Linked DNA regions of Homo sapiens: region 2 is linked to region 1. Evidence: chromatin loops called from intact Hi-C (ENCODE). Cell type or tissue: natural killer cell. All regions are shown on one strand. Each heading gives the region's core, and the rest is flanking DNA. Links, peaks and the distances in the headings are about the cores only.

Evidence for each region. Peaks named below come from ENCODE experiments on the same cell type or tissue, not always from the same donor. Only the 100,000 strongest peaks of a DNase experiment are listed, where the experiment ranks them.
Region 2: a loop joins it to region 1, with 2.3 times the contacts of the local background. A loop is called at or near these places in 1 of 110 quality-filtered maps.

What each region holds. Positions count from the first base shown.
Region 1 is chr5:146,787,619-146,802,895 of GRCh38, reverse strand. The region is part of intron 2 of PPP2R2B (protein phosphatase 2 regulatory subunit Bbeta); the gene reads left to right. Among named protein-coding and RNA genes, the nearest start is that of PPP2R2B, 84 kb to the left of the region's middle. RefSeq lists enhancers at 5,405-6,199, 13,467-14,168. In natural killer cell, for the core only: no CTCF peak of the experiment used is centred there; no DNase peak of the experiment used is centred there; H3K27ac peaks cover 2,384 bases.
Region 2 is chr5:146,697,678-146,712,954 of GRCh38, reverse strand. PPP2R2B (protein phosphatase 2 regulatory subunit Bbeta) reads left to right here. Exons shown (of 10, transcript NM_181675.4): 3 at 11,813-11,910; 4 at 14,811-14,976. It also overlaps the pseudogene KRT8P48. Among named protein-coding and RNA genes, the nearest start is that of PPP2R2B-AS2, 140 kb to the right of the region's middle. In natural killer cell, for the core only: no CTCF peak of the experiment used is centred there; no DNase peak of the experiment used is centred there.

The sequences.
Region 1 (15,277 bases), core at 3,556-11,555:
CTTCCAATTCCCCAGAAGTCCTGTGGGTTCAAAATACTTGCATAACTAACTAGTGCTGGCTTCTGAGCCTTGGGGCACAAGTTAAAGGCTTGATCTCCTTTTTTGTAAACATGTCCTTTATGGAAAGACCTCACTATATACTTATCCCATCCCCACCATGATATGGAGTGTCCAAGCTGAGGAAAAACTGTTTACCAACCTGCTGACAAAACCCTACTTGTAGGAAATCCCATGTCTTATCTGGCTAAATAACTTAGACCATATGTTCAGGTCCCAGAGCCTGGGATTCTTCAGAACAAGCTGAAATGTGCCTATTTGCATCACCTGGGGATACTGAAATTCCAAGCACAAGTTCATTTTCACATAACTCATTATGCTCCCTTGGATTTGGTGCTTAATGTGAACTTTGACAACAGATGGAATGAGATGATGCTTCAGGAGCACTTACTAATTCTTTTGTGCTCACAAATACACACAAATAGTGATAATATGCACTCAAATTTCCAAAGCCAGGCAGTGCCCTCAGGTATTCATTTGCCACCCCCCTGTTGAGTTCTTGGGTAGAATTTAATTATCCAACAAATTTGGAGATAGCTATGCCAGATGTTAGGTACTGACCTAGACATTTCCAATGGAAGTATCCAATGCATTCTAGAGAGAGCAGGGAAAGCAAATTTGGGAAATAAGACTCTGGATGCGAGAAAAGGGGGCGTGAAACTGGGACTAGAGCATGAAATTTGTGGTGACTTCCTCAGTCAGATTGTTACTCCTTAAGCTCCAAGAACCATTGGGTGTTTGTGTGGGTCATTCAGGAAGGTCTGAGAATATCACCTCTGCCTCAGTTAGTCATAAAGAATCTCATCATTTGGACCCAGCCGAGGACACAGCTTTTGTCTGTTCACAATAAAAACAGAATTACCCCATTGATTTGAATGACAGACACATGCAGCTGCTCCTCCCTTTCATTCCAGCATGGTTAAGTGGGGCCACTTGGAGCACTAACTCATCTTCGAATTTGGGCTTAGCTCTGGAGAAGTTGTTATTGCAATTATAATTTGTTATTAATAAAATGTATTAACGGGATTATGATAATAGCCAGCATTTATTAAGTGGGGATTCTGCACCAGGCACTGTGCTAAGCATTTGTACATCCCTTTCACTCTCATAGCACCCTTATTAAGTAGGTAATTGTAATATTTCCATTTTATGGGTGAGTGAATAAAGCTCAGTCTTTTAACATAAGTGCCTAAGGTCCTACAGCCAATAAGAGGCAGAGGCAGGCGGCCTGACCCCACAGCCTGTATCTTCCCATCACCCTCAGCATGAACTGTATTTACTGATGGTGATTTCCCCATCCAAGGGCATCTTCTGTGCTCCAGTCTCCACTTAAAAGGTTATAAAGGGGCCCTATTCTTTTTCTAGTTTTATTGTATATTTGACAGTTAAAATTGTGTATATTTAAGGTATACAACTTGATTTGATGTATGTGTCATAAAATATTAGCCACAGTCAAATTAACATATATATCACCTCACATAGTTGCCTCTTTTTCTGTGTATATATGGCAAGAACACTTAATATCTGCCCTTTTAGCAAATTTCAAGTCTACAATACAATAATGTTAACTATAGTCACATTGCTGTACATCAGATCTTCAGAAATTATTCATTTTGTATAACTGAAGCTTTGTACCCCTTAACCAACATGTTCTCCTTCCCCACCCCCTCAGGCCCTGGTAACTGCTATCCTACTCTGTTTTTATGTTTAGCTATTTTAGATTCCACATATAAGTGAGATCATGCAATATTTGTCATTCTGCATCTGACTTATTTCACTTTGCATAATGTCCTCCAGGTTCATCCATGTTGTTGTAAATGCCAGGATTTCCTTCCTTTTAAAGGCTGAATGATATCCCAGTGTATACACACATATATATACATGTGTGTATATGTGTGTGTGTGTGTGTGTGTGTGTGTGTATGTACACATACCCCACATTTTCTTCATCCATTCATCTGTTGACAGACATTTAGGTTGCTTCCATATCTGGCTATTGGGAATGGTGTTGCAATGAGCATGAGAATGTGGATCTCTCTTGGAGATCCTGATTTCACTTCCTTGGAGAGCCCCCCTATTTTGAACCCCTAGTCATTCCTACCCCATCCAAGCACAGCTGATTAGACCGAAGGGCAGGAGTACAGAAAGGTAACCAATCGATAGATGGGCTTATGACTTTTTATGTGACCTAGTCCACCCCCCCACCCCCCAAAAAAAATTAGCTGAGTCTATCAGATTTCTTCTCTTGGGAGTTGAGACCAGAAAAAAATACCATCAGGGTATTTAGCTCTGAGAACTTAAGGTGAAATGAGACTATGAGAGCAAGTCTGAGCTGTGAAGTAATGAGGCAGCAGTGGCTATGAGGAAGCAGAGAAAATTAATTTGGTAGAGACAGCATTAGAGAGTGCCCTCCAAGAAGAAGGGTCTTGAGGAGGAAAAGAAATAGCCAGCAGCCTGGGATGCCCCTAACCTTGATGCCATTCTGGTACCAGTACCCGGGGATCCTTACAATACACAGTTGTGAGGATGAAGTGAGATAATTTATATAAATTACCCACCAGAATGCTTGATCCATAGATAGGTAATCAGTACAAGTCAGTAATATTATGTTTATTATTATTATCTTTTATTTATATTTATCTTTTATTTGGAAATTACAGAAAATCCTCTCATTTCCAATTATCAAGATGCATGGACCTAGAGCTATAAAAATCCATATTATTTCTTTCATGATTGAATTGACTTCCTTAATTGTTATAATAATTCAAATTTCAGCTTATGATTATCGTCTTAGGTTTTTTTTCAGATCGATTCCACACCCACTAATGAACTATCGTGTTGAGCAATGGGAGAGCAATTCCCATAATCTGTTTCCCTGCAATCCCTCTTCTGATGCTAATGAGAAGTACCATGGAGACATCAGCCGTTAGTATACATGGGCTGGTATAAATCATGGACTATGGATCATTGTGCATCTTTGTTGTAAAACAAATGGCCTGTGGTCAGTTAATCATACAAAGAAACATCTCCAGGGCCTCCTGGCTTTACTCATAACCCCTAAATTCGTTTGCAGTTTTATAAACAGAACATCTGTTAAAATATGCAGAAATTACAATCATAGTCATTAGCAGAGAGCTATATAGCTTTGGCAGATTTTTTCCTAAGCTTTTGATGGTGATCTCCTCTATCTGTGATTCATGCTTCATTCCCAGTCTTGCTGAATCTCTTTTGTTCACCTCTGTTCTTTTGGGTTGCAGCACTTTTAACCCAAAACTCATGAGTGGACATGTGTTGTCTCAGGCTAGATTGGCACCATGCCATTGTGCAGCATGGCAGAGTGACTGTAGCCTGTCGATACCTCCTTACAAAACTGTATATTTTGGGTGTGCAATATGCATATCTTCCAGCAGCCAGAAGCTGAGAAACCCTAATTGGTTTCACACCTCTTTTACTGACCTTGGACTCTTACAGCACTGGCATTTAACCAAAAGTAAATAGAGCTCCCCACTATCACCAGCAGCAGCCCAAATCTTTCATATTCATTCTCTTTCTGTCTTTCTGTTAAAATTTGTACTGTGTTAACAATTTAAATTAGGCTAGTGCAAATAACATCTAAGTCAAAGACAAGGAGAAATATGTTCATCGCTAGAAAACAAGATTTGCTCTAAGAACCTAGGTTGGCCTCCTCATTGTTTAGTGAAGAAATCATAACTCCATCTAAGAACTGGGGAGTAAGTAAACTTTCTTTGGCCATTGCTTTGTTCTGGCTGCCCCGGAATGGGAATCAGAGGATATTTTCTACAGAAATTAAAAAGTCACCTCGGAGTATTCAGTGTATCTGTCACCTATTTTTATATATATGGTTTTATAAATTCTCAAAGTCACTCTGGTTGAGCCTGACTAGATCCCTTTAAACAGGCTCACAAGGAAAAAGAAGACAGAAGTGAAGTGGCTAAGATAGCAAATTCTGAGGTCAGACAGACATGGACCTGATTCCCAGATCTACTATTTGTTAGCTGTATACCCTGGAGAAAGTTAATTCCTGAAGCTACAATTCCCTTCTATAATATTAGTGCCTACCTCATCAAGTTATTGATAGGATTCAAAGAGATAATCCAAGCAAAGCATCTCGCTATGTGCCTAGAGCATTCTTAAGTGCTGAGTCAATATTAGTTGCTACTGTTGATAATTTTGTTTGTTCTCAGTGTTAATGCACTGTTAGATTATGTTAGGTGTTGATTTTATCATTGGTAAAACATTCTTTTTGTAAAGTACTTATAATATTTAAATGATAGCATTCATTTGTCTAAGAATAATTTAAGCTCCTGCTCTAGGCTCAGTATGCTGGTGAGTGCTGTATGGTGTGTGAAGATTTATCTTCTGCATATGCCTATCAATGGGTATAAATCATCTTAGAATGTATTACAGAGAAAATCCAAACCAAGTACTGTGGAAGCTGTGGATTAGAGAAATAAATTACCAGCTGGGGAAGCCTTCATCAGGGGAAGGTTAAGGAAGTCAGGGTTAAGGCAGGCTTGACAGATCTCCAGTGATACGTGAGAGGAGAGAAGAGGGTAAGTCTCCTTGGAAGATGAAAAACAAAATGAGGCAACCGAGTGAAAGAAATTGGGATAAAGTAGACAAGGAAAGGGCCAATTTGCCTTCTGGGTGAATGAAAAAGAATTAGAGGGTAAAAGCCAATTAGAGGCTCAAAACCAGACTCACCAAGTCCCCAAAGATACTAGGGATAAAAATGGAAAGCTCCTGAGGAGGAGACTAAAAATAAGACAAATGCCTGTCTCGGATGGAGTAGTTATGGGAAGGGAGACTCTGAAAGGAGATTGACGGTTTGTTTGTCTATTTCTCAGCCTGTACCTGAGACAAGCTCCAGTTTTCTGCCGTATTCATGGCACTTACTGGCACTTGTGGCTGCACAGCTCCCTGCCAACCTCTGAACTCCAGGAGCTAAGCCAGCTGTCTTTAGGCAGCCGCTTTCTTGCTTTCAAAAGGAAAATTGCAGTTGTGCGTTGGAGTCCTGAGCCCCAATTAACATGTCAGGCTCTGAAACAAACAAATACAGATAACAAAGAGGGAGATAATGTTTTAAAATTAGGTTCTCAGGAGTCCCCCATTAATTTGGAGCTCACCAGACAGTTACTGCATGTTCAATAAATACCATTTGATGACAATAATGTGCTTAGCTGCTGGTAGTCGGAGATGCCCAGTAGATAGGTCTCTTTAAGCACGAGGTTACAAATATACCTTGTTATATCATATTCAGCACAGATGCAGAGTCTTTCAGCTTTACAGCTTTTGTGAGTATTAATCCCTCCAGAGGCCAGAAAGATGGGTGTTATCATCCTCCTGCTAAAAATAAAAGAAAGCAGGCAAGTTGGTTTGAAAAATCCAGATGGTGAGTTCAGGATACATGGACTCACTGTATAATGTTCAGTACACACAAAACCACTGCATAATCAAATATGCTATGTAAATACCCAGAGGTTGTTTAGCAGGGTAGCTTGTGGAAATGAAAAAATTAGCAATAGTGGCATGGATTTTTTAAAAAGCAATTATTTGCTTTATGTGATGACAAGAATCCACAGATGGTGCATCCTTAAGTTCTTGAGTGTCTTGAAAGCTAAAGCATGATTGTAGTCACACTACAAATAATAGCTGAAAAGGGGTATGTAAGAGCCCTTTATTCTGTTGATTTCAGTGGAACAGTGCCTGTTATTGTATGGATCATGGTGGAGCACTTTCATGCTGTGAGAACACAGTGGGAACGTTGAGAGCTAACAAAGGGTCAACTCCCAAAACTTTTGGAAGAGTTTAGCTGATTTACTACTTCCACCTTAAAAGGTGGAGAACTTATGGGATGGAGTTACAGGCTGGTGAAATCAAGCTGATTCTTCTCATTGCCAATGGTGGTATATTAAGTCACTCTCACTACTATAAAAGTTCAGAGTGGACCTTAATTAGTAGCAATAATCACAAGGTGATGGTACTCACTAAGAATCAATGGCCTAACTAAGAAAAAACATGTGCTTCCTGGCCAGACTTAGAAGCTACAAAACAAATAATGGTTTTTGGCAGTGGTAACTGGGAACAGAGACTTCCTAAATTTGGCTTGATTAGTTTCCTTTTCTACCCTAGGTTTGTAAATAGGACTTCCCAAATTGTACATTTGTTCATTCAGCAAATCCTTATTAATCATCAATTATGAGCCAGGTCCTCTGCTAGGTATTTGTTGGAGAAATAGTATATTCTGTGGCTTATCTTTAGCTCAGAGATTTTGCCTTATTTGCCTTACCTTTCCCCAGGGCCCTTGGCACAGTATATGGCACATTGTGGGCACTCTGAGTGTAAATTAAAAGAAGAAGAATGTTTGCCATTTGTAGCTACTAGAGCAGTCAGATGCCACGGAAGTGGTGTTCTATCTCATAATAACTTAAACTTATCACTTGGTAAAAAGTGCATTGCACATAGGCCAGGTGGGTGGTTTTAAGTTCTGCTCACTCTGTCCTTTGTGATGACTTCTGTTTGTGATGACTCGAGGAACAGATATGTATACACTTGGACGTATGGGAGCATACGTGGACCTATCATGAAGATTCTCATTGGTTTTTTTCATTGCCCAATTGGATAAGAACAAGATGCTTCTGCATTTTAAAATCCTCCTCAGATGTCATATCATTGCAATGACATTTTTATATGGGTGTTTTCTGTTGGTGTACCATTGTTTGAGTCAGCAGCAAAACACACTGAATGCCTACAGTGGAAGAGGTGAAACAGAGATGCTTATTAGGCAGTAACTAGGCAGCTGAGTTCAATAGTGACAAAACGTAGGGATAGTCTATATGCAGGCATGTTTATACCCAGTTGAGCATAGATAAAAATGTGCATAGATAAAAATGATAGTCACTAATGATGACAAAGAATTTTTATCATGTGCCAGATACTACGCTGGTCATTTTATGTGCGTTATTCCATCGAATCTTCTGTTTTTTAGTCATGCAAATTGACTTTTTCAGCTTTGAGATGTAATTGACAAAACAGTTTGTATTTAAGTTGCACAACCTGACGTTTTGATATACTATACCTAGTGAAATGAGTCCACAATCAAGCTAATTATCTATCACCTCACATGCTTATGTTTTGTGGTTTTTTCTGTTTTGTTTTATGCATATGTGATGAGAATAACATCTACTCTTAGCAAATTTCAAGTATATAACACATTACTAACTGTAGTCACCATGTTGTATATTAGGTCTCTGGAATTTATTAGGCCAACAGCTCCCCAATACCTCACTCCTCAACCCCTGGTAATCACCCTTCTACTCTGTTTCTATGAGTTCAACTTTTTTAGATTTCCCATATAAGTGAGATCATGCAGTATTGTCTTTCTGTGTGTGGTTCATTTCATTTGGCGTAATGTATTAGGTTCTTCCATGTGGTCACAAATGGGAGGGTTTCCTTTTTTAAGGCTGAATAATATTTGTTTTGCATGTATACCACATTTTCTTTATTAATTAATCTGTTGATAGACACTTAAGTTGTTTCTATATCTTATCTATTGTGAATAATGCTGCAATTAATATGGAAGTTTACATGTCTCTTCAAGATAGTGATTTTATTTCCTTTGGATATATAGTCAGAAGTGGGAGCCTATCTAATCTCCTTAACAGTCCTTATGAGGTGGGTACTTTCACCAGCCCCATTTTATAGATAAAGAAACTGATAACCTGCTTATGACCATTGCAACTAAGAACCCATTTTCTTAATCACTACACTAAATTACTATGTAAGTATTTAATATAATGTGATTAAGAAATTATTTCTCCTTTGCCCCCATATTTTCATTTTGCACAAAAAAAATAGGGGGCAGGAGGAAGACACCACTATTCATTGTCTTGATTTTCCTGTTTTAGAAATTAGTCCAGTCCCATTTGATTGCCTCCCAGTGGAACCAATAAATTGGATGAGTCAGTGGTTCTGGAAAAATTCTTAAAATAAAACTGCACCATATTAATATGATTAGTCATATCACTAAAATAGAGACAATTCATAAGGGCTGTTTTCAAAACCCTAAGTAAAAACATAAAGCAATAGGATGTGCAAACAGTTGGTAATGGCATTTGGTATTGAAGGAAATCATTTGTGCAGTTACCTTTGATTCAAGCAAATATCAGCTCTTTTTTCCATGTTTTTCTGGGCTTACTCAACTGTAGAATTATTGGAGTTATATGCGCATTTCTGAGAAGCTCTGTACTTGTCTATTTAGTCAGAACTAAAAAGGAAGTGGGCATTCATAGCAACCCATTTTATTTATAGCTCTGCTGTGGCAGTTTATTGTAAGTACAGTCACTTGTTAGCATAAGTTAAAAGCTATTACACTTTGATTGCAACTATCATTAGGTAAAGTTATCTGAATAAGCTTGGGTCTCCACTGACAAATGAAAGATGTAAATTTCTCACACACTTTTAATGAGTAATTAGTGCAAACCTACCATTTGCTCTGCAAAGTTCAAGGTTATTTTATTTACTAACATGACTAAATAAAAGATCAATTTCAGTTCAAGTAGGAAATTGATTATGATTGACAAAAGAAGACTGAAGACCTTCATAAAGAGTATCAAACTATTTTTTCAAGCTAAGCTGTAGTCATTAGCCATGTACAGATATCTTTCTTCAGTCACAATCCTACTTGTGAAGTTAAGATAAAGGCCAGTTTTATTGGTCTTTGGGAATGGAGAGTTATTGGACAGAGTCAAACTAAGTCTATTTTCTATAATAGCATTTCTCAAAAAGTGTTCAGAATTTCCTGAGATATGTGTCAAAATGAAATTTCTGAGCTCTACTCAATATCTACTGAATCAATGTCTAGGCATGGTCACCTAGAAAGCTGCATCTAGTGAATTTGACTAAGTGTGGGGACCACTGAGCAAACTGGTCTCCCTGTGTTTAGATACCTCAGCCCTTACCTTTGTCTCAGCATTGTAGTTGCAGCTCAGTATAACCCTAGAGACAGGGAACTGAATTCTTTTGGCTCTGTTGCCCACACTTAGGTCCTTTATATTCTCGTTATTTCTAACCCTAAACATGTATCAGCTGATTTAAAAATTCCACTTGGGAATAGGCAGCAATATTGGGTGACAGGAACACAGACTCTAGAGTCAGACTGCCTGGGTTTCAGTCCCAGCTCAGCTATTTATGTCTTTATACACAGGTGAGCATATATGCTCTTGGCCAAGCTGTTGTGTGATCTTAATATCCATGAGCCTCGATTTCCTTAATTATAAAATTAGGATAAAAATAACTGACTTAACAAGGTTATAGGGATTAAATAAGTGACTTAAATGAATTAGTACTTGGATCCACTGTTATGTACAATTCTCCCTTTATTATTTCATCTACTCTTGTGACTTGAAATAGTATCTATATGTCAGCAACTCCCAAATTCATGTTTTTAGTCCAGTCCTGAATTCCATATTTTCTTATGCAACTGCTGCTTCAAAATTTCTATTTGGATGTCTAATAAAATATCGCAGACTTAATATTTCCGACTGAACTTCTGATCATCTCCTGAACAAACCTTTTTCACCTACAACTGTCCCTTCCTCAGTTGATAACAACTTCATCCTTCTAGTTCTTCAGGCCAAAAACCTTGCAGTCATTCTTTATTCACACTCCACATGCAATGCATCAGAAAATCATATTGGCTCTATTTTTAAAATCTACCCAGAATCTAATCTTTTTTCATCACTTCCACTGCTACCGTGCTGATGCAAGCAAGTATCTAACATACTTTGTTGTAGCAGTTCCCTGCTTCCACTTTTACCACTGACCCCCAAATCTCTTCTCCACACAGTAGCCATATTGATTCCTATAAAAAATTAGGTCAGATCATGTCACTCTTCTGTTCAAAATCTTTCAATGACTCCCCACCTCACCCAGTGTAAAAAAGGGCCCTTATGATGGCCTGCAAGACCCTACATCATCTGTCCTTCGGTTTATTCTCTAACCTCACTTCCTACTGCTTTCTGCCTGTCCCGTAGCCTTCTTGCTGCTGCTTGAACTCCCCAGTCTGGAAGGCCTTAACATTGGCAGTTTCTTCTACCTGGGCTGCTCTTCTTCCAGACATCTGCATAGCCAATTTCCTTACTTCTTCAAGGCTTTAAGTGTTGCCTTTTCAATGAAGCCTTTCTTGAGTACCTATTTGAAATTGAAGTCCCCTTGCACCTTTAGTCTTTCTGATCTGCATTAACCTATTCTGCTTTCCCATAGTCACCTTCTAACATACTACATACCTTACTTATTTATTGTTTGTTACATATCTCCCTCCACCAGAATCTGTGTTCCAAAAGGACACTTGTTTGTTTTGTTCATTGTTATACCCCCAACATCCTAGGACAGTACTTGGCATATAGTAAGTGGTGGTCAACTACATGTTGAATGGATGAATGCATGAACAATGTGGCATTGACTCAGAAGATAGTTTATAATTTCCCACAGGTTTTTGGCTGGGCTCTTGAACTATTTAACATTTTGTCACTGTATTGGCCAGTAATTTTTTGGTTAAACAGGCTAAAAAATCCTACTAAAAGTTTGCTTAATCAAAAATTAGGCACACACACCTTAAAAGATCTAAAGAACACTAGTTTTGAGTAAGGCTTGATCTAGAGCCTAGCTATGTTACCCGGGTTCAATAGTCTCTGTCCTCTGCTTTCTATGTAGACCCAGCAGCTGTTCCAGCCTCTTTGTGGTAGAAAATTGTCTGCCATAGTGCAGGGTTCCACATCTCCTTAAATCCTTAGGAAACATCTCCTAACATCTCATTAGCTCTGTTTGGATTCTGTGCTTATCCCTAAATCTATTCCCTATATTCAGTAAGATGGAATACCTGATGAATTAGGCCAATTAGGGCCTCACTCTCATGTGGCGGGAGGAATCAGCACCTCTCAAATTTTACTTGAGGATAAGAAAAGGGAAAGTCAGGGGATTATTGGCAGAAGAAGAAAAGAATGGGTTGCTGGGAGACAGCCAGTGGTCTGGTATAATAAATAGTAGTGAGTGTGTGCTTATTAAATTAAATATGGTAGCATAAGGTTTGGGGATTCAAGCCAAAATAACATATGGAAGAACTGATGGATTTCTTCATTCATTCAAGAAGTGGAATAGCATCTGCAAAAGCACAGAGGTATGAAAATGTTTGACATGTTTGGAGAGCTTTGAGGAGTGAGTGTGAAGAGAGTAAAAGTAATATGTTGGAATCTTCTCAATGTAGCAGTGAAAATCTGGACCTAACTCTCATTGGTCCAAGTTGGATTTTTTTTTAATGCCTGAACCAATCACTGTTGCCAGGGGCAGGGAATATGCCGATTAGCTCAGACCTGTAAGCTGTACAGACGCACACGCACACGTGCACACACCACACACACATACACACAGCAGATTGGGCTGAAAAATGAAAAATAATATTTTCTTAATAGAAAAAGGGGGGATCGACACTGAAGAGTTATAAGAAGCAGAAAAAGATTGGCAAAATATCTCAGAATAGACCAATGGACTAAGATATAGCAGTATGATAGTTACATGACATTGAACGTGGTGCTAATGTAAGATATGGTGTGACAGTTGTAAAATTCCCTGCCACTTTTCAAAAAGACCCGCACCATTCTACTCCTTACTTTTTGTGTTATATATATGTCCTTCCAAAGGACACAAGAAGAGAAACAGGTCCTAAAAGATAGGTGACTGGGCATAGTTGAGTCCTTCCTTTGCAGGTAGTCTCTCTTTGCCTTTTCTTCTTTTTCATCTTCCTTTGGGGTGTTTTGAATGGAGAAAAAGAAAGCCTAAACATTGACCGATTTGCAGCATTCGTTGTGACTTTTGTCCTTTCTGCTCCACTTGTGTATCTACTCTAGTATAGTTCAGAATCAAAATGTGAAGGTCTGACTGTTCCTCAAGAGTTCATTTTATTCTGTCCCCAAAACACTGTCCCACTTTCTTCCTCCTCTCTTCAATGCTAAATGGAATGTGGACAATCATAATATAATGCTTCACTCTTCCTGCCATTGTAGGATTTTCAGAGAAGAAAATCTAGGTGTCTGAGGCAAGAGAAGGAGAGTGTGAGGTTTATCACAGGTGGATTTATCCTTGGGAGGGATATTAGGCAATGCTGCCTTATGGCTCAGTGCAGGTGTGCTCAGAGGTGAAGACAGACATTGGGGTATCTTTCTGTACTTGTTCCAAGTCCCCATCATATGCTCATCCCCCTTTGTGCACTGATCTCTGTTGCCTTGCTGGCGTAATTAAGCGCTCCCAATGCTACTGCCCCAGTTTCTAGTCTGTGGGTAGAAAGAGCTGCCCTCACCCGTGCCAACCCCCCAGCATGTTCCCTCATTAAATCATGCATATGCTAATGAAGTGTGAAAATCAGCCAAATAACAACTCTTTCTAATCACTTAAGGTCCCAAGAGCAAAGGGCTTTTTTCCTGTTCTCTTAATTTTGGGGTGGTTGTTATGATTTTCAAGCCAATCGGAAGCACAATTCTCTGGTGTTTCTCCTCTCCCAGTTCCCTTCCACAGAAATGAGGGTAATTGGCATTTTCACTTCTATCTCAAGTGAGAAGAGTCTTCAGGAAAACCAGTGACCCACTGTGCCCTTTTCATTTGCATCTGGGGCTGGATAATCCCTAGTTTTACATTCATACACAGAGCAGTCCCGAAGGGCAATTAACTAGACTACATTATTTCCTGCCCCCTGGAGGGCTAGTGTTTGAGAACATTTCCCCCAGAGATGGGGCATGTCAAGGCCCTTGTGTTGTGATTACATTTTACCTCTGCATTTCAGTCAACTTCCCTGAGACTTTGCCCCTCTACCCATTATCCTTGCAGACCTAGTTATGTTCTCTGTCTCCCTGATCTGGCCCCTGCCTGCCTGACCATCTGCTACATCCGGCCATTTGCACATCTCTCTTTTTTCTTCTTGGAAAGGTTTATCCACAGACATTCTTATGTCTGGCCTCTTTTTATCCTTCACATTTAGGCTCAGTTGTCACTCCTCAGAGAGGTCAGCCCTGACCACCTATTTAATATTAAATCCAATCCATTATCATTATCTTATACCACCTCCTCTTTATTCCCTTCAGAGCCCCCATCACTGATACAGTCCTATTTCTTAGATGTATTGCCTCTCTCTCCTTGAGGGCAGGGACCATGCCCGTGACTGTCTCGTTTGCCATAACATCACCAGGCCCATAGTAAATGCTCAGTAAATGTCTTTGCGTAAATCAACAGTGTTTTCCAAGTACCTTTGAGTGATTTTCATGTTGAAGTATAAGGTTTTATTTCTTTGGCTGTTTCACCTGAGACTGCTCCAGAGATTTTGTTGTATTTTTGTATTTATATTTGCTTCTCTATGTTAAGCATGTGTGATAGCTATATTATTAATACTGACCATGTTACTCGATTCTAAAATCATTGATGATAGTGAACATGTTACTGAAAGTTTTATGGAGAGACTGAAAGGGTTATGTCACATACCCAACATCTTTTTTCTTTTCCAAGTCTTACCCATTTGCCCCCCAAGTTTTTGGCTATTTTCTCTTGCCTTTCCACCCACATATTCACTCAGAAATCCTCCTTCCTACTCTTTTGTCAAGACACAATCAGCTGTTGCCCTCGGATTCCACCCTACAGAGCAAAACAAAAGCCTCACAGTGATCTCAACAGTGGCCACCTTTTGTTCCTGGAGCACGCTCCTTAGGGACCTGAGTTCATTCCAACATATTTGAATGAATAAATCACTGCATAGATGTTATCTTGGTCCCAACTGATCTGAGCCCTTTTTTCATTTTATTCATTTATTCAACAAATATTTACCAATGTTTGTGCCAGGTGCTGGGGTACAACAGTGAGCAAGATTGATTTGCTGATGCTAAGGTCTCTGGAAGAAACTGAGAGGGATGAATGAATTTAGAGGTCTGTGTGAGTCAAAACCCCAAGGCAGAGAGTTTTGTTTCTGTTGTTGCAGAGTGTTTAAGTGTAACCCAAAGGATTATATTTAAAGAGTACCCTTCACCATAATTTTTGTTGTTGTGTTGTTGAGATAGAGCCTTTCTCTGTCACCCAGGCTGAAATGCAATGATGCACGATCTCGGACCACTGCAACATCTGCCTCCTGGGTTCAAGGGATTCTCTTGCCTCAGCCTCCCAAGTAGCTGGGATTACAGGCATGTGCCACCACGCCTGGCTAATATTTGTATTTTCAGTAGCGACGGGGTTTCGTCTTGTTGGCTGGGCTGGTCTTGAACTCCTGGCCTCAGGTGGTCTGCCCACCTCGGCCTCCCAAACGTGCTGGGAGGCGTGAGCCACTGTGCCCAGCCCCACCGTAGATTTTTAAAGTAATTTTCCAAATTACTTAATGTTAAGATTGTAGGTTGCTCTGTCCAACCTAAACCTCCCTACTTTGGAGGTTACTGTTCCCTTTTTTTTTTTCTTTAAACCAGGGTGTGCTAAAGAAAAAAAAAATGTGGCTGGTGAGTGTGGAATTTACCATTATCCCCAAAATTTGGGCAGAGGAGATTGAAGCCAAGCTATATTTTTTGGAGTCTAATATGGATTTATTTTTCTTCCTCCTCCAAGACAAAATATAGCTAGACTCAGTAGAAGACACTATATATCCGAACCACATGAGAAAACTGGAGGCAACTTGCGCAAATGCTCACACAACGGCATGGAGGAGGCAGAGGGAGGGATTCTCATTTCCAGCTGGAAAATCAGGCTTCCACCAAGCCTGCTCAGTTTTGACTTTGCCTCCGAAAGCAGACATGAGAAAGACAGTTTGTCACTCAACTCCTTAACTATAGTAGAGAGACAGAGAAATTTAAAAGCCAAAGATGCAGTGTTTCATTGAAGCAGCATGTTATTATCACACCTGTTAAGATTTGAGCCTAAAGAAAGAAAGAATAGGCTGGACATGGTGGCTCACGCCTGTAATCCCAGCACTTTGGGAGTCCGAGGTGGGTGGATCACCTGAGGTCAGGAGTTCGAGACTAGCCTGACCAACATGGTGAAACCCCATCTTTACTAAAAATACAAAACTTAGCCAGGCATAGTGGTGTGCGCCTGTAGTCCCAGGTACTCAGGAGGCTGAGGCAAGATAATCACTTCAATCTGGGAGGTGAAGGTTGCAGTGAGCTGAGATCACCCCATTGCAC
Region 2 (15,277 bases), core at 4,442-12,441, 91 kb after region 1:
TCTTTCTTTAATATCTGGAATAGTACTTTACACGTAGTTGGTGTGTTCAATGTACATTTGTTGAGTGAATAAATGGGTCAATGAATGAATTAATTAACCCTAAATCTTGAGACGTTGTTTGGAGATTCTAGCAGGGGAACACAGCTACTCATATACCCTTGACCGAAGACCAGTCCTCCTCTATTGGGGATGATCATGCTCTTCAACCCATTGTGCAGCTCTGGGAGGGATGCACAGAGTGGTGAGGGAGGAAGGAGACACCTGCCTAGCCATCCGGATCAGCCAAATCAACCCTGGTGATCAGTGGGGTGACAGATGTTGCAACCAGATCACCCTTATGTCCTATTAACATTAAATCTTTCCTGACTTTTCTAGTTTTAATATTATTCATTGTTATCTAAACTGCTACATGACCATGAAGTCAAATATAATAGATTTTCTAAATATCCGATTTTCAGTGGATAGATAAAAGCAGTAAGTATTTACTATACTGCCTTTATCCTGATGAATATTTATTAAAGATTGGGTCCTGCTGCTGATGAAAATCAACACTAGTTTATTCATTCTGTATTTTACTCTTACCTACTGTGTGTACAGTATTGCATTCAGTGCTTTAAAATATGCATATTATCCAAAAGAGAGCATACTTTATAATATTCTTCAAAATACCACAACTCCTAGCCAGAAACTAGAAGGAGGGAGGGAGAAAGAGAAAAAATACTAAGTGATTCATGGTATTATAACTGGCACGCTTGTTTCTAATACTTTCCATTTTATTTGCTAAGACCCTTGAAAAACCATCGTAACATAATAATACCTTGTGAACTATTAGCAACATATTTATTTTGTTTGACATCGGGACCTCATGTTTTAGGAGGAAAAAATCAAATCCTTGCCTATCATATTCTTCATTCATTTCTTTAGGCCCACCTACAGTTTAACAAAAATATGCATTGTATTTAGTGTTCAATTTGTCCTTTAGAGAAATAAAAGAGATTTATTGCATGCAAGGATATGGCTGAGATGTGTTTCCTTGAGTTCTGATAAGGACTTCTGCTTCCCTCTAGGAAAAAAAAAATTCTTTGACTTAAAAATCTCTATGATCAGAATCTTTGAACAACCTTTCCCCAACATTGTACTTGTATCCCAACCTCCCATTACCTCCCAGTCCTCTAACTGAGAGTTTCACAAGGGCAAGTACCAGTAGTGTTTGTTTATTACTATATCTCTGGTACCCAGCCCAGTGACATGCACATAATAGGCATTCATTAAATCGAGTCCTTTCATCTCAGATGTATTTGCTCATCCACTTTGGCTTTCTTATTACCACCTCCATGCCCTCTCCCAAGTAGGACCCTACCTGGACATCCTCTCTCCCCCAACCCATCTGCTTTCTCTTCCTGTTATTCATAGGACCCTGAATCCCTGACAGTGCTGCAAAGGCTTTTTAGGACAAGATCTATTATTTATTGAGCAATGTATCTCATTCTAAAATCATCAAACACTCACTATTCCAAATGAGAACTTTTTCTTGCTTCACATCTTAAGTAAATGTTTACATCTACCCAGCATACATATTTTGATTATTGATACTTTGTTTAGGGTTATCCATTCTCTATATGTTGGTCCACTTTGGTATTGGCTCTCTTCAGTGCCCATTCAGTGATCCATTAAAGAAAAAAGATTGATTGCTTGATGACTTGTGAGCATAGAAAAAAAAAGATTGAGAAGCATCTGTTATATACTAAGAGACTCAGCTAGGCACTGAGGGTTTAGTGGTGAACAAGTTCCTTGTGAAGTTTACAATGAAGAGACTGAAACAGGCATATAAATGATTCTAATATCATTGTGATAAATGCTAATGATTAGTGGTGATAACTTATAAAGGCAAAGTATGGGGAGCAATGAGGCTGCATAATAAAGGGAGCTGTGTTGGGCTTAAAAGAAGTCACACAGGGCTTCTTAAGGAAGTGATACCTGAGCCAGTCCCAAAATATGGGGAATTTTAGCTTCCACAAAGTGGATACCATGTCTTACTGACTTCAGAACATCTGGCAAAGCAAAATTTCTGACCAAACATGTGCCAGATGCCATAATATGTGTGTTTGGGTAGCAGGTAGCACAGGGCCTGCCCAAGAACTCCCATTCCCCCACAGATGTGAGAACTTTCTCATTTTGGACCTGGAGTCCTGCTGACTTTGGGGTCAGCCATAGATGTCCCATGTTGTGCGGATAATAGATCTGAATGATTGACAGAGTTTGTATTGCCTGAGCAGTTAATTACTCCTCTGCTTTTTGAAAAATTGGGTGACAGATGGTAAACACCTTGACAGCAGATTCCACTGTAAACCACACAGGCATGTAGGCAAGTCTGGACTGCTATCAATTTCCCACTGGATTTTTCTGTACTCAGAGACTTATAATTTTTAAGACTCCTTTGCCCTTTAGGCAAGTTTTGTTCCAACTATGGGAAAATTTTATCTTCTAGGCTTCTATGTTGCAGGAACTTGTTTTGAATAAAAGGCAATCTTTATCAACCCACATGTCCTTGGGTTGATTCAAACCTGTTTAGTGTTGGAGATTTGGTCAGCCTGGGGAAGCTGTGTGCATTTTAAGGGGAACAGCATGGCATTCATTACTCACCTGCTTCCCACCATCTGGATTTTCACAGCTCAGCAAGCATGGTGGGCTTCCTGCATATTAGCAGGGAAAGCTTGGCTCCTAAAGAGGGTGTGGCTAGGTCCCTCTGAAGTCATAATTTTACAATGAACACCATGAATAAATTGGGGTTGGCATTCTATCCCAGTAAGCTGCTTTCATATCTGAATGGTTGAAAAATAATACACCATCTCCACAGCAGGGGAAGGAGGAAAAACACAAATCATCTTAATACTAGGAATCAAGCAAGTGGGAAGGAAAATTGGTTGTGTGGTAGAGTAAAGTGGAAATGTGCATGTGAGAGTTTGTGCAAATATGTTGTAAGGCAAGGGAGTTTCCAACTCAACATGCATTAATAACCTGGCCCTGTGCAAAGTGCTATAAGGAAAACAAAGATGGAAAGACATGTATAGTAGCATGAATTTAGATGAATATAACAGAAAACTTACTAACAGTAGCTTAAACCACAGGGTTTAACAATTTCAGACATAGGCTGTCTTAAGGTAGGTTTTAGTTGTTCAACAGTGTCATCAAAGATATTGTCCCATTCTCCCATCTGTCATACTCAGCTTCTTAGCCTTTTAAAGTCCATAGGCTTATTACCTCATGGTCACATGATGGCTGCCACAGCCCCACGTATTATGAACACATTTAATTACAAACAAAGGCAGGAAGCAATGAAGAGTCCGGTCAGAAGGCCTTCCCTCACTTACTTCCTTTTATTCAGGGAAGAAAACTCTTTCCCAGAATCTCTGTCCCGCTCCTGCTTCCCCAGTAGACTTTCCTGTATGCCTCATTGGCCAGATCTGGGTCACACAATTACCCCTAGCCACAAGGGAGGCTAAAAAGCAAGTATGTGGGTTTTCCAGCCTCTACAGTGGGACAGTAGGAGGCAGGCAAGGAAGAAAGATTCTGAGTAGGAGTAGCCAACCAAGAGTATCTGCCATGACATAACACATGCCATTAATGGGCTTGATCTACAGGGTCAGACTGACATTTAAGCAGTGCCCATTTTTTAATACTGCACTTATGGTTAAGTAGGAAACAGCCATTGTGATAAGAGCTTGGGACTTGGAGCTATTGGACCCTTCTATCTGTATTCTTTCATCTAAGAGGTAAACCAGCACCAGGTTGAAGATAAAACCAGTATGCACAGAATTAATTAAATGAAAGGAAGAATATTCAGTATCCAAATACTAGACACTGATTGGATGACAGAGGAAACAATTCTGGATCAAACAGAACGTATTACACACAGTAGGTCAAGGATAGCAAGCATGTGGCATGTGTAATCAGAACTGTGTATTTACTACTTCTGTCTTTAGTACCAAACTAAATGAGTGTGAGAAGCAGTGTCAAGTTAAGAAGGTAACGCTACTGAATCAGGAACTCAAACATAGTTCCATTTAGACAAGGGCATAGGTGAAAAGGTAGAATACTTCATGGATAACGTAGCTTGGATGCAGGTTGGCAAAAGTGTATTGATGAATTTTTTTTAGCTCCATACCATCCAAACAGAATCCCAAATAGTAATAACATCTAGACAGAAAGATTAAAAAAAATCTTTGACTCTGTGTACTAAGAAAATAATTATTGGTGCCAAATCAAGTTGAGTCATATCAATAGAGACACTGTATCTACACAGCATTTTTAACTCTTACAAGCTCTTATATCTATCAGTTCATTTTATTCCCATAATTTTACTTCTTTTGGAAGAATTGTCCACTAAAAAGAGCAGTATGAAGGAACTTTCTGGGGTCAATGGAATTGTTCTATATCATGATAGTGGTTATGGATACATATCTCTATGCATTTGTCAAAACCTTTAGAACTGGATGCCACAAAAAGTGAATTTTACACACACACACACACACACACACACACACACATACACACACACATACATAGATATACAGATATACAGTGTTTTTTTTTTTTTTGAGACCAAGTCTGGCTCTGTCGCCCAGGTGTGAGTGCAGTGGCATGATCTCGGCTCACTGCAACCTCTGCCTCCCAGGCTCAAGTGATCCTCCCACCTCAGCCTCCCAAGTAGCTGGGACCACAGACATACACCACCATGCCGAGCTAATTTTTTTTATTTTTGGTAGAAATGGTGTTTCACCATGCTGCCCAGCCTGGTCTCGAACTCCTGAGCTCAAGGGATCCACCTGCCTCAGCCTCCCAAAGTGCTGAGATTATAGGCGTGAGCCACCGTGCCCAGCCTATATATAAATTTTAAATTTTTAAAAAGTTTTAAAGCTGCTGAGATGAGTGCTAAAATCTTTCATTCAGTTTGAAAACAAATTAAAATTGTTTACAAGTTAAAAATTGTTCAAGTATTTATGGTTATGGCAAAATATAGAAAATACCGAAGATTTAGAAAAAGACCATAAGAAAATAAATTATGTACGTTCTACACCAAAAAGTACAATTTTGGATTCTCTCTGATAAACTTTTGTCTATAGAGAGAGAGTGTGTGGGTATGTGTAGTCATTAACAATTACTTGTAGGAGAGTCAGATTGTAAAGGAAACTTAGTTTTATATTTTAAGTGCCACCTTGTCATTAACAGAAGTTTCTGTAAGTGTACATATTGCTTTACCTGTTAGAAAAGATATATTCTACCAAGAAGCAGCTTCTCCACTCCTTCTGGAATCTCCGCCTGGTTCAGCCCGCCTGCCTCCACTCCTGCCTCCACCATGTCCATCAGGGTGCAGAAGTCCTACAAGGTGTCCACCTCTGGCACCCGGGCCTTCTGCAGCTGCTCCTACACGAGTGGGCCTGGTGTCTGCATCAGCTCCTTGAGCTTCTCCTGAGTGGGCAGCAGCAGCTTCCGGGGTGGCCTATGGTGGGGCCAGTGGCATGGGAGGCATCACTGCCGTCCCAGTCAACCAGAGCCTGCTGAACCCCCTTAACCTGAAGGTGAACCCCAACATCCATGCTGTGTGCACCCAGGAGAAGGAGCAGATCAAGACCTTCAACAACAAGTTTGCCTCCTTCGTCGACAAGGTACGGTTCCTGGAGCAGCAGAACAAGATGCTGGAGACCAAGTGGAGCCTCCTGCAGCAGCAGAAGACGGCTGGGAGCAACATGGACAACATATTCGAGAGCTACATCAACAGCCTTAGGCGGCAGCTGGAGACTCTGGGCCAGGAGAAGCTGAAGCTGGAGGCGGAGCTTGGCAACACGCAGGGGCTGGTGGAGGACTTCAAGAACAACTATGAGGATGAGATCAATAAGAGTACAGAGACGGAGAATGAATTTGTCCTCATCAAGAAGGATGTGGATGAAGCTTACATTAACGAGGTAGAGCTGGAGTCTTGCCTGGAAGGGCTGACGATATCAACTTCCTCAGGCAGCTGTATGAAGAGGAGATCCGGGAGCTGCAGTCCCAGATCTCGGACACGTCTGTGGTGCTGTCCATTGACAACAGCCGCTCCCTGGACACGGACAGCATCATCGCTGAGGTCAAGGTACAGTACGAGGAGATCGCCAACCGCAGTCGGGCTGAGGCCGAGAGCATGTATCAGATCAAGTATGAGGAGCTGCAGACGCTGGCTGGGAAGACCTGCGTCTTACAAAGACTGAGATCTCTGAGATGAACCGGAACATCAGCTGGCTCCAGGCTGAGACTGAGGGCCTCAAAGGCGGGAGGATTTCCCTGGAGGCCGGCATCGCAGATGCGGAGCAGCGCAGGGAGCTGGTCATTAAGGATGCCAACGCTAAGCTGTCCGAGCTGGAGGCCGCCCTTCAGCAGACCAAGTAGGACATGGCGCGGCAGCTGCGTGCCTACCAGAAGCTGATGAACATCAAGCTGACCCTGGACATCGAGATCGCCACCTACAGGAAGCTGCTGGAAGATGGAGAACATGAGTATCCATACGAAGACCACCAGCGGCTATGCAGGTGGTGTGAGCTTGGCCTATGGGGGCCTCACAGGCTCTGGCCTCAGCTACGGCCTGAGCTCCAGCTCTCGCTCTGGCGCAGGTTCCAGCTCCTTCAGCCGCACCAGCTCCACCAGGGCCATGGTTGTGAAGAAGATCAAGACCCGAGATGGGAAGCTGGTGTCCTCTGATTTCCTGCTCAAGTGAACAGCTGCGGCAGCCCCTCCCAGCCTGCCCCTCCTACGGCTGCCCCAAAGCCTAGGAGGGAGGCTGCTGTGCAAGGAAGCACAGGGAACAGGAGACTTACCTGAGGCTCAGCCCTAGCCCTCAGCCCACCCGCGGGGGAGTTCACTGCCTGGGGACCCCCGCCCCTTGCCCATGCCTCCAGCCACAAAACAATTCAATTGTTTTTTGTTTTGTTTTGTTTTGTTTTTCTGTCCAAAATAAAACCTCAGCTAGCTCTGCCAAAAAAAAAAAAAAGAGAAAAGATATATTCTGAAATGAAAACACTTTGACAAAATTGCAATCATTTGACATAAACTGTTTTATTGACTGATTATTTTCTAAATTTTATGACATATTAACATCTTTCAACAAGGTCATCTTGGCATAATCCCAGTAGGAGTATTTGGGTTTGGCCATAACCAGACTTTTTTCCTATCCCCTCCCCAACCCCCTATTTGTGGAAAATATGCTCAAATGCACTATTTCAGTTACCAAAACTTGGTAAGTTACTTTGGTAAAGTAAACCTTATCAGAGAAAATGGATGCTGACTTTGGACCGTGATCCAGGACCCAAGAAGGAGACCACAGTTTTATATGGATGGGAGGAACAACTGTAATTCCCATCAGGACACCTAAGAATCCCGTTTGTTTAATGATCCACAAAGTAGTCATTGCCAGTCTAGCTAGAAGCCTCTGTGCTGGGATGACAAATGATACACATCCTACCTCCCCCACCACCCACCCAGATTCATTACCCATTAATCATGGCACCCCAGCCTAGAAGTGACCCCGCAAAACCTTCTCAACACAAACCTGGTAACTATGATCATTTCACCATTATCATTCACTATGAAATATATTTTCTGTTCTTATCTTAGCTGAAGGCGAAAACTACCAAAACCCAATCCAGTCATCAGAAATAAAGCCAGGTATTGAGTAGGCAGAACTAGTCAGCTGATGCAAGTAGGGTAAATGACTTTATGATATTATCTACCAAATGTTTCTTAGATGAAAGATAAAACATTTAATGGGCTCTGAAAACTAAATTGCATTACCCTTGCATTTCCATCTCTATGATTGATGTTGAGAGGTCAGTGCTAGTGACCTGGTCAGTAAGATATTCCATCTGTAGACTTTGAGTTTAGATCCTAAGTCTAAACTGAGTCTCCATTTTATCAAAACAGTCACCCTCCTATGTGAGTTGTATATCACCTAATAATCCAGGTGCCTGCCTCAACTCAATTCTCTGGCATTGCATAGACTCCAGCCTAGCATGATACTGCAAGAGACTAGGGATGAACTAGGAGATTCCTCTGTTTCCGTAAGCCTCACAATCATTAGCCTCACATGCGTATCATTGTTAAGTCAATATCTATTATTCAGGTAAATAATACTTTATGTATGAAATTACCAGTCTAGAACTTTTGTAGGATGCTGAGATTGATTTAAAAAAAAAATAATAAACTCAGCCTTAATAGTGCCTATTGAGCTAGAAATGGGGTTACCAGGCCACCATCTTGTGGAAATTAAATCAGCACAAATAGATTTGGAGCAAGGCAAACTTCACACTACCCAGGGTTTCCTTTAAAAATCACTTTAACTACATCTGACCTTTCTAGCTGTTTCTGGCTTTTGTTTTTAGTCATTGTGTACTTTATCCACATCTATATACAACAGAGGAAAAATGCTCAAGTTTGTAGTTTCTTGATCAACAGCATGATTAGGCTGAGCAGTTAATGAAATGTGGAATTGTCATATAAACTTACAATTTAAAGGTGAAAGCCATGTTGAACTTGATGAATTGATTTCTGTGGATCATGATTTCAAATGACGTTATTATCTCTAAACTTGCTACCTTATTACTACATCCTCTTACCATATCACAAAATTATTTTGTCTTGAGCAGTATATTTTCCAGTTTAAACTGCCTTACCAAAGAGCATGCTGCAAACACAAGAGTATTTGTATCAGAAGTTTCAGTATCTTGAAATTGGAATGTATAATGATTCATGAGTTTTGCATCAATTATTAAACAGTCATAGATGAAGATATGCAGAGATGGATGGGGCAGTAAAGTATTCCAGTTACACCTACTGGCTTAGCAATGATAAATGAGTCAGGAAACATGAAAGTTCAAAACAAGTATTAACTTGAGCTGCCACGGCTTATTCTCTGAAGGGAAGTAGACAATAGCATGATATAAACAGGTTCATGTACAGAGCAGCTGGCTAGTAGAATTAAAATAAAGGTAAGGACTCTGCAAGAGGGCTAAGGAATTTCAGAATCCTGCCATGCAAATCACCCTTTCTCTTACAAGGTTCTTGAGGGAGACATAGCATTGCAAAATAATAACACTTGGAAAACAAAGGAAATATTTGTATTACCTGGGACCATGCCTAATACTCCATAATGCAGAATTCTAATAATACTGGCTTAAATCATGTGACTTTGACTTCCACTTGAATCCTGCCTTGTTTTGACTTGCATGGGTCTTAAAGTGAGAGTAAAGACATTTTCAGAGTCTAGGAAGAAGGAAAATGTATGTGTCATCCCCTGGGAAAGCAAGTGTTGCCCTTGGAGTAATATCTTCTTGGCAACTGAGCCAAGAGCTCACACTGGGAAAAGCTACTTAACTCTCTTCTGATACCCAACTTCACCAAAAGGAAAGGCCCATCTTTAGTTCTCATTGTAAGGCCCTTGCAGCCCACCCAGAACTCTAGTGTTCTGCATTAATCACTGTCCAGTGAAAGGGCATAGACTGCATGTAAGCAGAACTTTAGAACGTAGCTCTGAGACAAGAGCCAGGCATTGTAAACCTCAGGCCTGGCTCCCACCACCCTCTCATTATTTCCTGCTACTCTTTCTTTCTGAGAAATGTTTGTATTTGAGCAGTTCAAGAGCCTTGAACTGGACCAGCCTTTGTACCTGACCAAAGACAAAAAGTGAAAAGCAATAGACATGCCCGCTTTAGGCTGTACCCAAATTTGGAAGCCCCATGAATAACCCTTTGCTAACCATTCATTGAAAAGCCAGAAGCAGTGGTTAATGTTAGAAGTGTAACTTAGCACTGGTACTTTCAAGCAGGGCAATCTGAAGCAACTGCAAATGTTAAGTAGATGCCTTCTCTCGTCTAAACATGGGAGTAGTTTGCTAAGATGGGCAAACTGTAACAAAGGAAAGTGGTCAAATAACTCACTTGAGGTGTCTGGCTTTCTCACTGGCTGGACTTTCTTCTCAATTCATGGGCATTGGTTACATAAATGGACCTTCTAAACTTACATCTGGAACTTAGTAACCATATTGCTTATTTTGTGTTTCCTTAAGGTAGTATTCACTGGAGTCTTCTCGAGAAAATGAACTAGATTTCTAGTTAAGAGCATCAGTATTGGAATGAGATAGCCTATTCCAAATGAAGACTCTGTACATTAGAAGTCATAAACTGATAACCCACAAACCACATTCAGCCCACAGATATGATTAACTTTTTCATTCTCATGGCATTGGAAAAAATACTTGCCAATGTATAAACTTTAAGAGATTTTTGCATAAAAGTCCTGATTTCCAGCTTCCTATATATATTTAAACAATGAGAACATCAGGCAATACATGGCAATACAGGCAATCATGGCCCCAATCAGCTTAAGCTGAATAGCCTCTTGCCCCTTTAAAGGAGACATACATAGTCCTTCTAGTTCACCTATGTTACTTTGTGGCCCTGCAGGCCTTTGTATTTGCTATCTAGGAGGTCAATTATCTAAGAAGTCAAAACAAGAAATCAAGAATTGTTCTTTTAAATGTGTCTAGCTTGAAAGTGACCAAGGTTTATGCCTTATTTTTGTTAACTTCTGCACAATGAATGACCATAAGGAGCCTTTTCATACATGGAAAAGAACAGTTATATGTGAAGTGGAGAATTTTACACTACTTACCTGAATAAATCAGGCATACAAAGAAAATCCTGAAATAATGATATAAAAGTAAGATTTGAGATCAGAATTACTCAGGGGTAATTGCCTTAGTTTTCCACCTCACTGTTTCCCCTTTGCTTTCCTTACCTAGACATTATCTTCAGAATGTTCCTGTCAAAGGCCATAGTCATAATTCCCCTGCCTCTTTTTTTTTTTTTTTTTTTAACTCATTTGCACTCTTGGTAGCAATTGTTGGAGCCCTGCAGGGGAATAATTGTGGGGGAATTAACCTCTGACATTTTTCTAAAAATAGCCCTAATAAATCCAATCATAGGTAATTTACCTGTCCATGTTCCTCCAGGGGTAACCAGCATAGAAGAAAGACTTGGCAGGCTGGCATTCCTTCAGCAATTATCTGTGATCTGAGTTCCTGGTGCCTGTGCATTTTCTCTGATTAGAAATACAGAGTACAAATTGCCCTCACTTCTCTGCCCTTATGACCTTGTTTTCTCAGCACCCTTCTCCTGGGGTTGAAATAAGTCATGCTCTTCCAGAAGGATGTGTTGGGCTCACAAAAAAAGAAGGGGCACGGGCCAAGCTGGAGCATTCGTCAGTTCCTTCCTTGAATTATCGACTGGCAGAGTTTTCCCAATGATTTCTTTGTGCTCTGTTCCTCCATTTTCCATGTCTAAGCTTCAAGCATCCTAACCCTGCTTCATCACAGCCCCCAGCCCTGATTTGAATAGCCAGAACTGAAGCCTGTGTGGGGAAGATTCTTGGTGTAAAGGCCGTGGATGCACGAAGGGTCTGTGGTTGGTAGAAATCATCAAAGAAAATAGCCATTTCCTTCAGCCATCATGAAGTTAATTTTCTCTTCCTTAAAAGGGTATAAATGTGTTTTTCCCTTTTATTCTCTCCAGATGTTCCAGGAGACCACTGTGCAGTGTGGGCATCTAGGAAATTTACTTCCCAAGTGCCACTTCTGGTGGCATTTAAAACCCAGAACATAACATCCTTGTAAATTCCACTGCAGAGACAAAGCCCTAAGCCCTTAAATGCACAGAAAAGTATATCTATTATCTATCCTTTCAAAGTAAGTGTGCAGTTACTTAAATTGCCTTTGTCTTCTTCTTTGCAGCTGACATTATCTCTACGGTAGAATTCAACCACACGGGAGAATTACTAGCGACAGGGGACAAGGGGGGTCGGGTTGTAATATTTCAACGAGAGCAGGAGGTAAGTGGTGGTGAATGCAAAATGCCCATTTTCTTCACTTTTTAAAGGAGGCCTCCTACTGTTCCTTAATCCTTATGTGTCGCCCTTAACCTTGCTGCTTTGCTCGAAAACTAAAAACTGCCAAAAAAGTCATTAACATCAACTGTTATACATTCAGACTCATAAAAGCCCTGTAAAAGAGAGCCTTTTCTGGGCATGGCCTTATCTTTCTACGCCTGGATGTTACACCTGCAAAACAACTTCACTTCTCGCCTGACCTGCAAAATTCCATGGGTGCTTGTTGAGCGTAACTCCTCCTTTTTCAATGGGATCTGTCATAGAGCCATTGAAATTCAGTCTCCCTTGATTTCAGGTGTGCCAGAATATGCAGGAGGAAAAAAACATAGTTTATTTGCCAACAGATGTGAAGAGGACAACTTGGGACAGCAGAGAAGAAAATGATAGCTTACCTCACCTAAGGGGGTAAAAGGCCACAAACTAGCGTCTGAGTAAAGCTTATGACACACATCACAGTATCACTGTAGGTGACACAGAGGGCCCTGGAGCTGAGTGCTACATATAGGACCATTTCTGAGCAGGAGTTCTAACTTCCAGTAACTCTCATAAACCCATTTCTTCCTGAGACATGGGTTTCACTAGGAATTGTTTCTCTTTTTCATATAAATTGAGGTTTTTGGTGTCTGCTTCTGTTTGTCAAAATGGAATTATGGCCCAATTTGATTTCCTTGGCCTCCCCTGGCATGGTCTTCGAGCTTCCAGCAGGCCAGTCTGTGTTCTAGTAGCTCTCCCATCTGCCACTGCCTGCCTCTGAGATTCACCGGGCACTCGGGAAGCATGAGAGAGGCCCAGTGTGAGAGGAAGGTTTCACAAGAGACTTCCCTAGCAATTTAAAGCCTGCTTTGTGCCTCAAAGCCACTTGCAGTACACCTCCCCTCAAAAAAGGAAAGCCTCATTTAGAGGTGATATATTTAGTAATTGCACATTATTTGCAATTAATTTCTATAAGGGCATCGTAATCCCTCGGGGTTCCATATAAATTCAAGTGTTCAGCATTAAATCAGGCATCCAGCCTATTCCATTGGCCCTGGAAACACGAAAATGTGGTTGGCAAGTAGAAACTAATAGCTCTTCATGACCTGGAATTTTTCCTGCTTTTCCAGAGCTGCCTAGTGCTAATTGGTCTGGCACATACTACACACACTTGACAGTCTGATTTGGATGGTAGCAAATCAACACTCTTATAAATGTATTGTTAAGGTGGACTGGCTCTCTCTGCAAATGAGCAGGATAGTACCAAGTATGTCAGCATTTAAAGTCTTTTGAACACTCATTTTCAAACCTCCTTTTCCAGCTTTTTCTTAAAAAAAAAAAAAAAAAAAAAAACCAATTAAGTTCGCAGTGATGATAAAGAGGAACCGGAGGAGCTATTTAGCATAAATTACCCAAGGCAGCATGTTGCCAGTAATATTCTGCTCTACATTTTCCATTAGCTATTTATAGGTTTCACCTATTTTAATTTAGTGAAATATTTGGGAAGCCTGATTCATTCGTAGAATGATGGGGGACACATTTTCTAAAGCAGGGTAGTTTTGTTCAATAAAAAATAAATGTCAGTGAGGATAAAGAACCTGCAGTTAAGCGTTAAGCTTTGTGGCCAGTCTTGGGATTAAAATGAGCACTAAATCCGAGAAACAAACCCATGTGACATCATCTAGGGCAGACCTGCTTTTGACTTCAGTGAGTGAGCTCCAGGAGTGAATTCTCAGGAGGCACACACCCAGAGAGTCTGCACAAATACATTACACACCCAGGGTTCAGCACTCTCACTGGTCAGTAAGTTGAGATTTGGGTTTGGATATTTTATATCCACCTAGAAATATACATTTGGAAATTAACCCTTTTATTAAGAGTCAAGCTTTTATAACAAATGTTTAATAAGACTCATATTTGAATTTTTGAGTTTTTCAAAGCCTGCTTCTTGAAGCTCTTGGTAATAAGGACCTAAAATATCTGAAATAAAACTTCCCTTTCCACTTTCCTCCTCTTCTTCTTCTTTCTTTCACATCCTGTTTTTTTTCTCCTCTCTTCCTTTCTTCTTTTTCTTCCTGTTTCTGCAGACCCTTGCCCTTGTGTTTAATTCTCTCATCATGTATGTAGTCCCTGCTGTTTGCTCATTGCATAATCAGCGCTAGAGGAAAGCCAAGAGGTAAAGTCTCATCATTCCTTAATGATGCAGGTAGCATCCCTGAGCTCCTGTCTGCTTTGTCACTCATGTTGGAAAGAAAAAAAAAAAAAAGGAGCAGGGGCATATCTGATGCCCAAATCTGCTCCTTATGAGCTGTGAGACCTAGGGAAAGTCATTTAATATCTGAGCCTCTTTTGTCCATTTCCTTGCCCCACCCTACCTCAGAGATTTCATGAGAATCAGGTGAGATCTTAAAAGGCCAATGAAAGTCATAGATGCTACAATTTTGTACTCTCTTTAAGGGGTCGATGTAAGTATTTACGAATGCCACTGTGGGATGACTCACTCCAAAGGGTGACTGCAGCATCTGTTAGGATGCAAAAAGAAAATATTAGAACTTCTATTTATATTGATTTTAAAATTTTGTTCTATTTTAATATTTCTATGTATGTATTATGTATACTATATGATAGTACAGAAGTTCATGTGTATAATTATATGTGTGTGTATATATATATATATATATATATATATATATATATTTTTTTTTTTTTTTTTTTTCAGAGGTGCTAGTGACTATCATGGCCCTGCCCTCATCCTCATGGCCCTGCCCTCATCCCACCCCCAATGACTGCTGGAAAAAAAAGGGAGTTGGCGAGTTTTACAGTTGGCTACTGTGATTTAATCTGTTGTGTATTTTTTTCCTTTCCTACAGAGTAAAAATCAGGTTCATCGTAGGGGTGAATACAATGTTTACAGCACATTCCAGAGCCATGAACCCGAGTTCGATTACCTGAAGAGTTTAGAAATAGAAGAAAAAATCAATAAAATAAGATGGCTCCCCCAGCAGAATGCAGCTTACTTTCTTCTGTCTACTAATGGTAGGTGGAATTCCTGTTTGGTATTTTCAGAGATACAGTCGGCCAAACTATATACTTCAATCTCTCTTAACCTCAATTTCCTTTGAACTGTGTGGGCTGTTGAAAAACTTAGAAATAACATTTGCAAGATGCTTAGCAGAGTGCCTGGCACACACAGATTCGGCCCTCAATAAATAGTAACTACTGTTTTTTAAAATATTAAATTTATGACCCAATTATGTGAGACCCATTATCTGCAGTTTTCAACTATTGCAGATTATTTGCAGGTGTTTTTGGAATGTGACTTCCTGTCTTAAGATTC